Regions from separate parts of the Homo sapiens genome. Here region 1 is linked to region 2. Evidence: chromatin contacts called from ENCODE Hi-C or POLR2A ChIA-PET data. All regions are on one chromosome and are shown on one strand. Each heading gives the region's core, a stretch centred on a gene start or an enhancer-like site at or near the end of the contact. The rest is flanking DNA. Distances are from core to core; before and after follow the strand shown. Region 1 holds the start of EHD1 (EH domain containing 1). Region 2 holds the start of STX5 (syntaxin 5).

Region 1 (6,648 bases), core at 1,540-4,039, 2.0 Mb before region 2:
ATCTTGGCTCACTGCAACCTCCACCTCACGGGTTCAAGCGATTCTCCTGCCTCAGCCTCCTCAGTAGCTGGGATTACAGGCACACGCCACCATACCTGGCTAATTTTTGTATTTTTAGTAGAGACGGGGTTTTGTGATATTGGCCAGGGTGGTCTTGATCTCAGGTGATCTGCTTGCATCGGCCTCCCAAAGTGCTGGGATTACAGACATGAGCTACTGCACCTGGCCTTTTTTTTTTAAGTTGTCTCTAGGGACCTTGTAGATGTTTTCCTAGATCAGGCCATGACAGGACCAAGCAGACCACTTAGAGGGGAGGTGAGGCCCCTTTCTGCTGGATGAGGGCGTTTCTGAGGAGAGCTAGGGGGTACCTCAAGGCCCTGGGTTTGCAGGGAATGGATTTATTAACTGAAGAATAAAACACTGGGAGTGGGGGATGGCACAGTTTCTGAGATAAAAGAAAAATACTTGAACCCTCCATCAATCTGCCATGGGCTCAGGCAGACAGGCAGAAAGTGAAACAGCGGAGAAACCAAAAGTGAAAGGGTGCATTCACATTTTATACAACTTTCCCACCAAACAAACTGCCCTACTCAGAAAACACAAAAGAAAAAAAAATTAGGACATTTTCGGTGTGGGGCATGACAAGATAAGGAAGCTGCCTGGAAGCTGGGTGCCAACTCCATGAAATTGGGGGAAACTAATTGCTGGTCACGTGGGCCTCACCAGGGTGACAGAGATCCCTTCTTTCAGTCCTTTAAGATCTTTGGAGAAAGTCAAGTGGCCATACATAACGACAGGGTCTGGGTTTTGTTTATAAATAACCCAGGAACATTTTGTTGTTTTCAGTTTTCTAGGGCTGGGTTTTCCCAGCACACAGGGCTCTGGGGAGATTTGAAAACCATGGCGCGTCAATGAGAATGCTGCCGGGGCGCCAGTTTGGAGCAGCCTCATTGAGACGACTGAACAACTACTTCATTCAGGATCCTCAGCCCTGGGCCCTTCCCTAGATCAACCCAGAAACTGCATCTCCGGGGTGGATCCCTAACAGTGCTGAGTAGGAGGCAAACACTGTGGCTTCTAAGGCTGACCCGGGAAGTCTGGACTAGGCCCGCCGGAGGCTCCTCGTCACCAATTGGCATGCAGCCTCTGGTGACAGCTCTGCCTAGGAGCCTCAGTATCTTCTTTTGAGAATAACACCAAAAAAAAAAAAAAAAAAAAAAAAGGGGGGGGGCAGTAGCTTGTGTGCTTTACTATGATGAAAAGAATCAAATCAAAGCACTAAGGGGCGTAAGATTGCAGGCAGGGTTGGAATTACTTATCCGCTCTCCAATGGTTAGGGAGCAAGAGGGGAGGGCAAGGGAACTATCTATTCCCTCGGAAGGGATCTTACAAGCGGTAGGCGAACAAACCTCCCATCGTGTCCTCTCTAGATTCCACCACTCAGTTCCCCTGAGATATCCCCCGTTCTCAGATTTGAGTTCCTGCCTCTTCCTCTTAGCCTACCAGCCCAAGTTATCCCCTGATACAGGCCCCTAGCCCTCCAGGCTTCCACATCTCCCAGAAGCGAGGAAGTTGGACCTGAGGCTTTCAAAGTCGCAGGTTCAATTCAGATCTCTTTAAGAGCCCCCAGGGTCCTGCTACCACAGGTTGGTGTCTTGATACTGGTTACATAACAATCAGTCCCCAAAGCTCTGACATCACCCACTGAAGATTCTCACCAGCCTGGACAGCCAAAGGGGTCTGTGTGTGGCCGGGGAGGATGGCGGGGGAGTGAGCCCCATGGAACAGCCAGGAACTGGTAAGGGGAGGTAGGGCACAGATCCCAGTAAATGATGGTAAATGGTGGTGACCCCGAGAGGAAAGTGGAAGTATTTGGGTTTTTAAACTTCCCCCTAAATTCCCACAAGATTTCATTGTTGCCCCCACACTTCCCCTCTTCCCCACATAGGGAATTTCCGATTTCACTTCCCAATACGCAAGTGGCCAGAGAGCCTCAACTTCCTCCTCATGCCCTCCCTGCCTTGCCCCAGCTATAGCCTTTGTGGGGAAGCCTTCTCTTCTCCCGCGCGAGTCCGGTGTCACCCATGTCCTCCCTCGCTTGCGTCCCTCTCCCATTCCCACCCCGTCGGCCTGAGGGGAGGTCAGGCCTCTCGCTGCCCATTTTTCTTTCCCCAGTCACCAGCCCGCCCCGGATTCTCTACTCCCTCAGCTTGCTCTGCTACCACTTTCCTGTCTCTCCCTCTCCCAAAGCAGATAAAAGATGAGGGGACAAAGACAGTGTGTGTCTGGGAAGCTGGGCTGAGAGGAGGAGGTGCCGCCGCCTGGGGGTACTCCGATGCTTCCGGGGATTCCGAGCCAGCTGGAGGACCGCACGTGGCGAACGGCGGGCGCGGCGCGTAGTCAGGGAACCAGGGTGCCTGACTGGGTGTCTCGTGGAGCCATCCCGCGGGGGTGTGGGGGGGCCACGGTGCCGGAAGGCGCGCGGCCCAGAGGCCGTCTCCGCCGAACGCCCGCTCCTCGCCTTCCTAACCGCAGCACTTTCGCGAGCCTCCCTACGAGGGGCGGGGCGAAACAGGTGCGGTTGCCACGGCACCCGGACCACAGCCTCGCGAGATTTGGAATCAGCCAATGGGGGCGGGGTAGGGGAAGACGTGGCACCAGTCGGAGGGGCGGGGCTGGGAGGGGCTCCTCCCTACCGCCCCCAATTCCGCCCTGCCCCCGCCGCGGCGGCGCTAGCCGCCACTGAGGGACCGACCCTATAAAGGCCGCTCCGCGAGGGGTGCGCAGCATTCGGCAGAGGGCGCTTCGACGGGCTGGGCTGTGCGCCTGCGCAGTGTGGGTCGCTCCCGATTCCCTGCCCCGGCCGGCCCCGCCTCGGCTCCGCACCCTCGCCCCGCTCTCAGCCGCCGCTCTGCCCCGCAGCAGCCAGCCCCGTGTCCGGCAGTATGTTCAGCTGGGTCAGCAAGGATGCCCGCCGCAAGAAGGAGCCGGAGCTCTTCCAGACGGTGGCTGAGGGGCTGCGGCAGCTGTACGCGCAGAAGCTGCTACCCCTGGAGGAGCACTACCGCTTCCACGAGTTCCACTCGCCCGCGCTGGAGGACGCTGACTTCGACAACAAGCCTATGGTGCTCCTCGTGGGGCAGTACAGCACGGGCAAGACCACCTTCATCCGACACCTGATCGAGCAGGACTTCCCGGGGATGCGCATCGGGCCCGAGCCCACCACCGACTCCTTCATCGCCGTCATGCACGGCCCCACTGAGGGCGTGGTGCCGGGCAACGCGCTCGTGGTGGACCCGCGGCGCCCCTTCCGCAAGCTCAACGCGTTTGGCAACGCTTTCCTCAACAGGTACCCACCCATCACTCCAGGGGGCGGGGGGCGCGTCCGGGGCACACCCCTCACTCGGAGCCTGACCCTCCCGTGGCTGTCGCCCCGCCGTCCTTTGTCTCCGAGGCCCCAGTGAGACCCTCAGTGACCACTCCCTGGTCCAAGGGCCCTGCCCCTTCCCAGAGTAAACCCACTGGGGGTCTAAGAGTGGGCGTTGTCGGCTCCCCCAGCTTCTGTCCTCCCCAGAATCTTCCAGGGTAACCACCAAGCCCTCCTGCAGATCCCAGCCCCACTCCCCTCAGCAGCAGGGCCGCAGTAGGAAGCTGAGCCATTCCTGCGCTCCTTTTCTTGGTCTCCACCTCCGTCCCGCAGGCTGGATGCACCTAATTCACGGAAATCAACCCTCCCCTCCCTGTCTTCTTAAGTGTCAATAGCAAAACACAATGAAACTTTTAGCCATTCCCTTCTCTGGTGCGGTGTGGGTCTGCTCTGCCTCCCCTGGGACGGTGGTTTTGTGTAGGAGGGAGGAGGAGGATCGGCTGTGGCTTGCTGACTTTGGGGCAGCCCCTTGGAGGCAGGGGACAGTTGAGGTTCGAACACTTCTCCCAATGGCAGCTCTCAAGAGGTCAGTGCTGCCCTGAGGGGTTTCAGGAAGCAGGATGAGGTGGTGGCAGTGGGAGCCCTGCAATGAGATTCTGGCCCTAAGCCCTTCTGTGCACTGAGGGACAGAATCTGAGGTTCCTTCACCCACTTGGACCTCACTTTTCCAGTTAAGTGGCCTCTGCACGCGAGGAGAGTGAGCTCCAGGACTCTGCCTGTCTCAGTGCTGTGAATGAAACACAGTGCTCCCGCCCCTCAAGGAGTGCAATGCCCAAGCTCACTTTTCTCCAGAGAAACTCGAGACATGCCCGTCCCAACCCCCAGGCGACATACCAAAGTACTTCACAGACCCTGTCCTCCCTGCCACCCCACGTTCACGGACTCCACATGCCTTTCATAATTCTGCACCAGCGAAGAGCCTCTGAAGGAATCTTTGAATCCTGCCTTCCAGGTCCCCGCCCTGCACGGTCACATTCCTTTCCAGACGCCATCCAGCTGTGCAGGGCAGCTTGCCCTAGAGCCAAGCTGGTGGCCAGGCCTACTCCAGGCACAGAGCTGACCTTCAGCAGGGTCTGTTCACTTCCAGGCATTTCAGCCCGCCCTCCTGTTTTACGGCTGTTGATGTTTGTCTGTCAAGGCCAGGTTGAGTGCAGCCCTTTGGGCTAAGGGTCCTGAAGAGGCGGAGTCCTCTTCACTTTCCTTGTGAGGGCACACCTTTTTTGAAAGGAGAGACATGGCACAGGACCAGTTTTCTGAATTTGGAAGCCTAGAGTTTCAGAGCTGGAAGGATCTTAGACATCATCTTGGCAGCCCCCACCTGACTGGTTCAGGAAACCGAGGTTCAGAGGGTCTGGCTGATGTGTGGAAGTCACCCATTAGGTCAGCCAGCACTGACTGCCTGGCTTTTGCACAGCCAGTTACTGCTTTCTGCTGCTTCTACCCGAAAAAGAGCAATTCGAGATTGCTTTGTCCGAGACCGGTGCTTTGATGACATTGGTGCCACAGGATCTGAGAGGTGGCACACGTTTATTTCCTTCTTGCTGCCACCTCATCTCCAGAGGATCCCTGATCACTGATGGCCCTGCCGAAAGGGCCCTATCAGCCCACGCTGAGGCCCAGAGCTGTGCCAGGATGTGTAGTGTGGGGAGTGAGCCCGGCGAGGAGGGTGCAACAAAGGAGGCTTTTCTCTGGCTGATACAGCCTCTCCCAGCTGAGTCTTGAAGAGACTCATTGAGTCGTGAACTTGACTTGCCGGCCTTCTCCCCCTATGTGGCTGCTCTAAGAATAAAATCAGCTGGAGCAGACCAAGGCAAGGTGCAGTCAGGGTGTCTTAAGAGTGTCTTGCAAAAACTTATTGCATAACTGGGACTGCCACTTGTGCGAGATGAAACCTGTGCGTTCTTGGTGAGATGGAATCGGAGGCATCTTTGCTGCTTCCCCTTTCTTGTTTTCTGCCATATACCCTGGGCTCTGCAGAGCAACTGGTTTCTGGGTCCTATAGATATTAACTCACTTTCTGGGCTCATTTATGAGGCATTTTTATGTATGTGATTTCCCAGAGCCAATTCTGCTTCCCATCCTTCTATTCTGTAATCATCTCTCCAGCGCCTCCTGTCCCCAGCAGGAAGGCCAGGACTGGCCTTCATGCATTGCTACTGGCACTGGCGAGAGTGAGGCCCACGTTTTGCTCGCCCTGCAGGTCAGCTGGTCTTGCTCCACTGCCTTGCAGAGCACCCCTTGCCCTGGCCAGCTGCCCTCTGCCCGTGGGCCCCTGGTCACTGGGGGATGGGGCCAAAGGGAGAAGCTGATCGGCTCAGAGTCCTCCCGTCTGTTGGAAAGGCAGCTTCAAGTCTGTGTCCTACAGATAATGGGTCAGTCTTTTCTTTGCTCTCACTACCTTTTTCAGAGAAGTTTTTTGTTTGTTTTTTTGAGACAGAGTCTCGCTCTGTTGCACAGGCTGGAGTGCAGTGGCGCACAATTTCGGCTCACTGCAAGCTCCACCTCCTGGGTTCGAGCAATTCTCCTGCCTCAGCCTGCCGAGTAGCTGGGACTACAGGCGCGTGCCACCATGCCCAGCTAATTTTTCTATTTTGGGTAGAGATGGAGTTTCACCATGTTGGCCAGGCTGGTCGTGAACTCCTGACCTCAAGTGATCTGCCTGCCTTGGCCTCCCAAAGTACTAGGATTACAGGCGTGAGCCACCACGCCTGGCCTTTCAGAGAACTTTTCAAAGGAGCTTTTTCTGCGTCCAGTGAAGGATCCCTGCTCTCAACTGAGACTGCCCCTTGCCTTTCTGGGCTGTTCTAAGCTTAGTGTGAAACTCAGATATGCGTGGCTGAGCCCTGGCCCGCAAGTCGCCAGCCTCTCCACGGCTTTGTTCTTCCTCAGCCTGCTCGGACTTTCAGAGAATGGCGCGTCTGTGCTTCTCCGTCCCACCGTCTACCAGCCTGTGTGGTCCCCAGCTTTTGCCAGCCGTCCATTTCAATTCCCTCACCCAAGCGGCTGGTTGAAAGGGCAGGGCTGGCCCTAGCAGCAGTAGGAAGCGGCCAGCTCTCTTCAGTGTGGAGATTTAGCCAAGTGCTGGAGGATTCTGAGATGGGATTTCAGCGCCCCAGCGTGACCTTCTGCTTCCCCTCCGAACTGAATGGTGACCTAGGCTTGCACAGTTTTCACTAACAAGTCAGCAGCTTGAAAGTTGACCTCTCAAACTCTAGGGGAAA
Region 2 (6,946 bases), core at 248-2,747:
GGAGGCAGCTGGAATGCAGACTTGGGACTATCTGTTTACCTGCCTGGTCACTTAATTTCTCTGAGAGGCATTAACAGTTAAAATCCTGAGAGGGTTATTGCCAACAGCATGGATGGGGTTGCTTTCTAGGAGCAGGGAATAAAGGTGGTGGTACCCAGAGGGATTCTTTCTCAGCCAGGGTCTCCTTCCCTGTGGGTTTGTCCCTGTGCCCCTGACTACTTTTCTTTTTTTTTTTTTTTTTTTTTTTTTTTAAACTTCTTTTTGTGGAGATGGGGTCTCCTTATGTTGCCCAGTCTGGTCGCTAAGTCCTGGGCTCAAGCAATCCTCCTGCCTTGGTCTCCCAAAGTGCTGAGATTACAGGTGGGAGCCACCGTGCCCGGCCCCCCTGACTCCTAAGCTTTCTTCCCACTCACCAGGATGAGCCCCAAGAGCCTCAAGAACCCAACAAGGTGCCCCTAGAAGACACAGAGACAGATGAACTTTGGGCATCCTTGGAGGCAGCTGCCAAGCGGAAGCTCTCGGGTTTGGAGCAGCCCCAAGGAGCTCTCCAAACGAGACGGAGAAAGAAGAAGCGGCCTGGGTCCACCAGCCCCTGACGCCCCTGTGCCCACTTTGTAAATAAACTGCTGAACACCCACCATGACCCTGAGCCTTTTGTGATGGGAGAAAGGAATGAGGGGTAGCTTGGGGTGGGGGCTGCCTGAGCTGGGGCGACGGGATATCTGATGTCACAAAAGCCGGGCCTGGAGGCAGGCAGGCTGGCGTGGGTGGCACGGAGTCCAGGGCCACGCGGGGCCATGGGCTGCTGCCAAGACAAGGACTTTGAGATGTCTGATGAGCAGTCCAAGGAGGAAGAGTCTGAGGACGGCAGGGAAGATGAGACCACAGACACACAAAGAGGGCCCAGGGAGTGTGAGAGGGGGCTTCCCGAGGGTAGGGGTGAGCTCAGAGGCCTCGTCGTCCCCTCAGGCGCCGAAGATATCGACTTGAACTCCCCGGACCATCCGAATCACAAGTCGAACGAAAGCCTTCTGATTACCGTGCTGTGGCGGCGACTATCCACGTTCGGTCGTCGGGGCTCCTCGCGGCCAAGCAAGAGGCAACCAGACCAGATTCGGAAGCAGGAGAGTCCGATCCGAGAAGGCAACCAGGAGGAGCCGGAGAAGGGATGACCCCAGACCTGCTCTCAGTCCGCCCCAACCTCCAGAGAATAAAATTTCTAACGTATACCTGCACGACCACTCTGGGGGACTGGGCGCGGACACCACCGGGCAGCTGGTTCTTTAAGGCTCCTTCCCGGAGGCGGGCCCAGCCCCCTGAGCGCCTGCTGTAGTACTCTGGGGCGGGGTCACGGTGGCGCCTTAGCCAATGGGAGGGCGGGATCGCTCTTGCGTTTGGGTGTGGGGCGTGTCTTTCGGGTCGCTGGGCTTGAAACGCGTGGGACCGCCCCCTCGTCACTGGGGGTGGGGTTACGTGTAGGTGACGTGGCCGCTTCCAGTCTTTGGTCGGGTTTCGGCGGCTTCAGTGCTCGGGGAGGAGGCAGTGACGGCCGGTGAGATTGGAAGTGGCGGCGGCGGCAGGCGGCAGAGGGGAGGTAAGATTCGCTTTAAGAGGGGATCTGGCCGCCGTGTCAGCTCTGGGGCAGTGGTTTTACGGGGGCGACGACTGGCGGGGGGAAGGGAATCAGGGGCGAGCGGGCAAGTCCTGCCGGCCCGGCTCCGGGTGAGCGAATTCCTTGCCGTCCAATCAGGAAAGCCTCTGTTGAGAGAGACGTCGGCCTTAGCTAATGAGTGGTTGAAGTCTTCCAGAAGGCGGACCTTGGGCGGGGGGTGGGACTTCCTGTTTCAAATAAACACCCAGAGGTTTTCCCCCTCCGCCCACCGAAGTGTGTCAGTCTTTGGAGGTCCGTCACTGGCCCTCCCGGAGGGGCCGAAGGAAACCGCGGAAACGAAAGGGCTGGGTTAGGGCCCGGGGCAGTTACACGGGCCGGGCCGGAGTCTCAGGACCACGGGGTTGGCTCTGGCCCTGTCTCTGCTTCAGGGTCCCCGGCCCGCGCTCTGGCCGCCAGAGCCAAGTTGGAAGAAGAGTCTGAAGCGGGTTCGACTTGGGACAGGGGAAAAGCGGGGCCCTTTCCGCTGCTGGTCCGCCCCAGGATTTGCGAGCGTCCTGGGCGCGAAAGTCCACGAGAAGTGCAGAAGGGGCTCGGGGATTTGTTGATTGGGGTGGGGCGGGGGAGTTTGGGTAAAGAAGTTGCCTGGGGAATGACACTCTCCCCTCCACAACAGTCCGAGGTTATGCGTCTCAATGATCCCGCGGAAACGCTACGGGTCTAAGAACACGGATCAGGGTGTCTACCTGGGTCTCTCAAAGACACAGGTCCTGTCCCCTGCAACTGCTGGCAGTAGCAGCAGCGACATCGCCCCTCTGCCCCCCCCAGTGACCCTCGTCCCTCCCCCTCCCGACACCATGTCCTGCCGGGATCGGACCCAGGAGTTTCTGTCTGCCTGCAAGTCGCTGCAGACCCGTCAGGTAAGGACCTGGAGTGGAAAAGGCGAGGAGTGAGCCTTACTCAAATCTAGGAAGGACTGTGCTCCACCACTGTTAACCGAAGTAATTTTGGGGGGTACCTGATGGAACTGATAGGCTTGGATGGGGCCTGTAGGGTCTGCTATAAGCAACAGAGAAGAGGTCGGCTGGCTAACTAGGGGCAAGGACTTAGACTTTTTTTTGTGAGGAATCCTTTGGAGGGCAGGATTGCTATTCTGGAGGGAGTACTTCAGAGAGTACTTGGCTGCAATATAATTGGTGTGAATAAGGAACAAGTTCTAGGAAGAGCCTTTAGCTGAGAAACATGCACCTTGAATTTTCCAATATACTTCTACCATAAGTTTGCTCTGTAACCATGAGAAAATTAGTTAATCTAGTTACATATTAGTTTTTATCTCTGTAAGATTAAGGACATTTTCTAGATAAGTAATTTGTTGTTTTTGTTTTGTTTTGAGATCTGTTTTTCAACTCTGTCAACAGGCTGGAGTGTAGTGGTGTGATGATAGCTCACTTGCAGTCTTGAACTCCTAGACTCAAGGGATCCTCTTTCCTCAGCCTCCTGAGCAGCTGGGACTACATGGATGCACCACTCAGCTAATTTTAAAATTTTTTCGTACAGGCAGTGTCTCACTATGTTGCCCAGGTTGGTCTGGACACCACACCTGGCCCTAGATCAGTAATTTGTATCAAAATCACTTAGGGTTGGATGTGGTGGCTCATACCTGTAATTCCAGCACTTTGGGAGGCCTAGGCCAGAGGATGACTTGAGGCCAGGAGTTAGAGACCAGCAGGAGCAACAAAGCAAGACCCTGTTTCTACAGGAAAAAAAAAAAAAAAAGCTGGACGTGGTGGCATGTGCCTGTAGTCCCAGCTACTTAGAAGGCTGAGCGAGGCCCAGTCTCTTCCTCTCTCTCTTTTTTTTTTTTTTTTTTTTTTGAGAAGGAATTTTGCCTTGTCGCCCAGACTGGGGTGCAATGGTGCAATCTCGGCTCACTGCAACCTCCTCTTCCTGGGTTCAAGCGATTCTCCTGCCTTAGCCTCTCGAGTAGCTGGGATTACAGGTGCCCGTCACCACGCCCGGCTAATTTTTGTATTTTTTTTTAGTAGAGATGGGGTTTCACCATGTCAGGCTGGCTTTGAACTCCTGACCTGAGGTGATCTGCCCTCCTCAGCCTCCCAAAGTGCTGGGATTACAGGTATGAGTCACCACACCTGGCCTCTCTCTCTCCTTTTTTGGAAACATGGTCTCACTCTGTCACCAAGGCTGGAGTACAATGGTTCTATCTCATCTCACTGCAACATCTGACCTCCTGGGCTCAAGCAACCCTCCTGCCTCAGGCTCCTCAGTAGCTGGGATTATAGGCATGTGCCACCACATCTGGCTAATTTCTGTTTTGTTAGTAGAGATGGGGTTTTACCATGTTGCCCAGGCTGGTCTCGAACTTCTGGGCTCAAGTGATCCGTCTGCTTTATCTTCTCAAAGTGCTGGGATTACAGGTGTCAGCCACTGCACTCAGCTCCTCTTAAAAAAAATTTGGGAGTGCTATTTATTTATTTATTTATTTATTTATTTTTGAGATGGGAATTTCGCTCTTGTTGCCCAGGCTGTAGTGCAGTGGCACGATCTTAGCTCACTGCAACCTCCGCCTCCCGGGTTCCAGTGATTCTCCTGCCTCAGCCTCCCAAGTAGCTGGGATTACAGACATGCGCCACCATGCCTGGCTAATTTTGTATTTTGAGTGGAGACGGGGTTTCTCCATATTGGTCAGGCTGGTCTCAAACTCCCGACCTCAGGTGCTCTGCCCGCCTCAGCCTTCCAAAGTGCTGGGATTGCAAGCGTGAGCCACCGTACCCAGCCGGGAGTGTTTTTTTCAACAATCCCAGTGGGACCCGAGTAAGCAGTTTGTGTTTGTTTGTTTGTTTGTTTGTTTGTTTGTTTTTGAGACAGTCTCTCTTTGTTGCCAGGCTGGAGTGCAGTGACGTGATCTGGGTTCACTGCAGCCTCCACCTCTGGGTTTAAGTGATTCTCCTGCCTCAGCCTCCCAAGTAGCTGGGAATACAGGCGGTGCCAGGACACCCAGCTAATTTTTGTATTTTTAGTAGAGACGGGGTTTCACTGTGTTCGCCAGGATGGTCTCTGTCTCTTGACCTCGTGATCTGCTTGCCTCGGCCTCCCAAAATGCTGGGATTACAGGTGTGAGCCACTGCACCTGGCCAAGTAACTGTATTTATTTATTTGTTTGTTTGTTTGTTTATTTATTTATTTATTTATTTTGAGACGGAGTCTCGCTCTGTCACCCAGGCTGGAGTGCAGTGGTGGGATCTTGGCTCACGGCAGCCTCCACCTCCCAGGTTCAAGTGATTCTCCGGCCTCAGCCTGCTGAGTAGCTGGGACTACAGGTGCATGCCACCACACCTGGCTAAATTTTTGTATTTTTAGTAGAGATGGGGTTTCACCATGTTAGCCAGGTTGGTCTCAATCTCTTGACCTCGTGATCCGCCTGCCTCAGCTTTCCAAAGTGCTGGGATTACAGGCGTGAGCCACTGCACCCGGCCGAGTAACTGTATTTTTAAATATTTTTACTGATGGCTGGACATGCTGGCTGGCACCTGTAATCCCAGCACTTTGGGAGGCTGAGGTGGGAGGATTGCGTGAGCCTAGGAGTTCAAGACCAGCCTGGGCAATATAGCAAGACCCTATCTCTACAAAAAGTTAAAAATTAGCTAGGTGTGGTGGTGTGCCCTGTAGTCCCAGCTACTTGGGAGGCTGAAGTTGGAGGATCACTTGAGCCCAGGATGTCGAGGCCGCAGTAAGTTATGATCATGCTACTATATTCCAACCTGGGAGACAGAGTGAGACCCTGTCTCAAAAACAGAAAAGTTATAAAGAAGTGTTTTTCAGCTCATGGTAAAGCTGCTCTTCTGTATGATCTCCAAGAGCTTTGCAATCATCCTTATTGATTTCCTGATTTGAGGAATAGAATGGCAATACTAGATACCATTTATTTAGTGCTTACTATGTACCAGGTAGTTGACTGAAGTACTTTTCAGCCTTTTTGTTATTTAACCTTAGCAACAATAGGAGATGTGTGGATTGTCTTCATTTTATAGAAGAGAAAGTAGAGATTTAGAATGTTTTAAGTAACTCGCCCCAAATCCACCAGCTAGTAGTAAGTGGTGAGTCAAGATTTGAACTCAGGTCTACCTGCTCTTCAAATCTGGACTCTAAACGACTACCACTCATAAATCTAGATCATCTGATGGATGCCACCAGCACTAGAGATAGGTTAGTGGACACCTCAGGAAGAGTGAAAGCTGGAACTGGGGAAGGGAGAACTAAAGTTGTCACCTCCTGCCATTGCTTTTCAGAATGGAATCCAGACAAATAAGCCAGCTTTGCGTGCTGTCCGACAACGCAGTGAATTCACCCTCATGGCCAAGTGAGTTGAGAGAAGCTTTCTGGTGGGGTGATACAGTGTCTGAAGAAAAGTAGACTTGCAATCAGTGGCCTTGGCTGTGAAGTCTGGGATTGGTTATGCTGGAGCTTATGTGGGAAAAGGCGTCCTGCCCTTTCCCACAGTCTGACTAGTGGTCATTTGCAGGCGCATTGGGAAAGACCTTAGCAACACATTTGCCAAGCTGGAGAAGCTGACAATCTGTGAGTGTTCTTGGGGTCTTTCAGAAGTGGGGCAGTAAATCAAAGAGGGTTGAGGACTATATTCCCTGAGCTTTGTCCTTGACCTCACCCATTGTGGCTTCTTGTTTGTCTCTGTAGTGGCAAAGCGCAAGTCCCTCTTTGATGATAAAGCAGTGGAAATTGAAGAGCTAACATATATCATCAAACAGGTGAGCTACTAGCCATCAGGAGAGCCCAGCATTCCAATCAGATCACTTCTGTCTTCCTGTCATTTTCCATTGCCATGGGGACCCAGAGCAAGTTTCTTTTTTTAGAGAGGGGGGTCTCACTGTGTTGACCAGTCTGGAGTGTAGTGGTGTGACCTAGCTCACTGCAGCCCTTAACTCCTGGCCTCAAGCTTTCCTCCAGCCTGAGCCTCCTGAGTGGTAGAGACTACAGGGACATGCCCTCATTCCTGGATAATTTTTTTTTTTTTTTTTTTTTTGAGGCAGAGTTTTGCTCTTTCACCCAGGCCGGAGTGCAGTGGTGCGATCTTGGCTCACTGCAACCTCCACCTCCCAGGTGCAAGCGATTCTCCTGCCTCAGCCTCCCCAGTAGCTGGGACTATAGGCACCCGCTACCAATGACTGGCTAATTGTTTTATCTTTAGTAGAGACGGGGTATGCCAGGCTGGTCTCGAACTCCTGACCTCAAGTGAGCCGCCCACCTTGGCCTCCCAAAGTGCTGGGATTACAGGTGTGAGCCACTGCACTCGACTGTAAT

What was found. Hi-C counts contacts between places; a loop is a spot of excess contacts on that map. ChIA-PET counts read pairs that join two places held with the same protein, here RNA polymerase II (POLR2A). Pooled maps may share reads with other maps.
Region 1: a pooled map shows a loop between it and region 2 (6-fold over the local background). The contact joins the promoter of EHD1 here to the promoter of STX5 in region 2. A Hi-C loop is called at or near these places in 6 of 50 pooled maps. POLR2A ChIA-PET finds 5 or more read pairs at or near these places in 3 of 52 experiments (B cell, CD8-positive, alpha-beta memory T cell and Caco-2).

The regions. Positions count from the first base shown.
Region 1 is chr11:64,874,762-64,881,409 of GRCh38, reverse strand. EHD1 (EH domain containing 1) reads left to right here and starts at 2,789. Exons shown (of 5, transcript NM_006795.4): 1 at 2,789-3,349. The coding sequence starts at 2,946. It overlaps MIR10392 (microRNA 10392), which reads left to right and starts at 2,801; the gene lies at 2,801-2,887. RefSeq lists enhancers at 271-360, 421-470, 641-790, 4,113-4,212, 3,876-4,652 and silencers at 2,403-2,962, 2,983-3,032, 3,883-3,952.
Region 2 is chr11:62,826,602-62,833,547 of GRCh38, reverse strand. It overlaps STX5 (syntaxin 5), which reads left to right and starts at 1,497. Exons shown (of 11, transcript NM_003164.5): 1 at 1,497-1,594; 2 at 2,286-2,529; 3 at 5,917-5,987; 4 at 6,150-6,205; 5 at 6,323-6,393. The coding sequence starts at 2,305. TEX54 (testis expressed 54) reads left to right here and starts at 707. Exons shown (of 1, transcript NM_001395459.1): 1 at 707-1,227. The coding sequence starts at 798. The coding sequence ends at 1,172. WDR74 (WD repeat domain 74) reads left to right here. Exons shown (of 11, transcript NM_001369450.1): 11 at 417-637. The coding sequence ends at 596. STX5-DT (STX5 divergent transcript) reads right to left here and starts at 1,314. Exons shown (of 2, transcript NR_135084.1): 1 at 1,231-1,314. RefSeq lists enhancers at 987-1,036, 1,057-1,126, 1,497-1,586.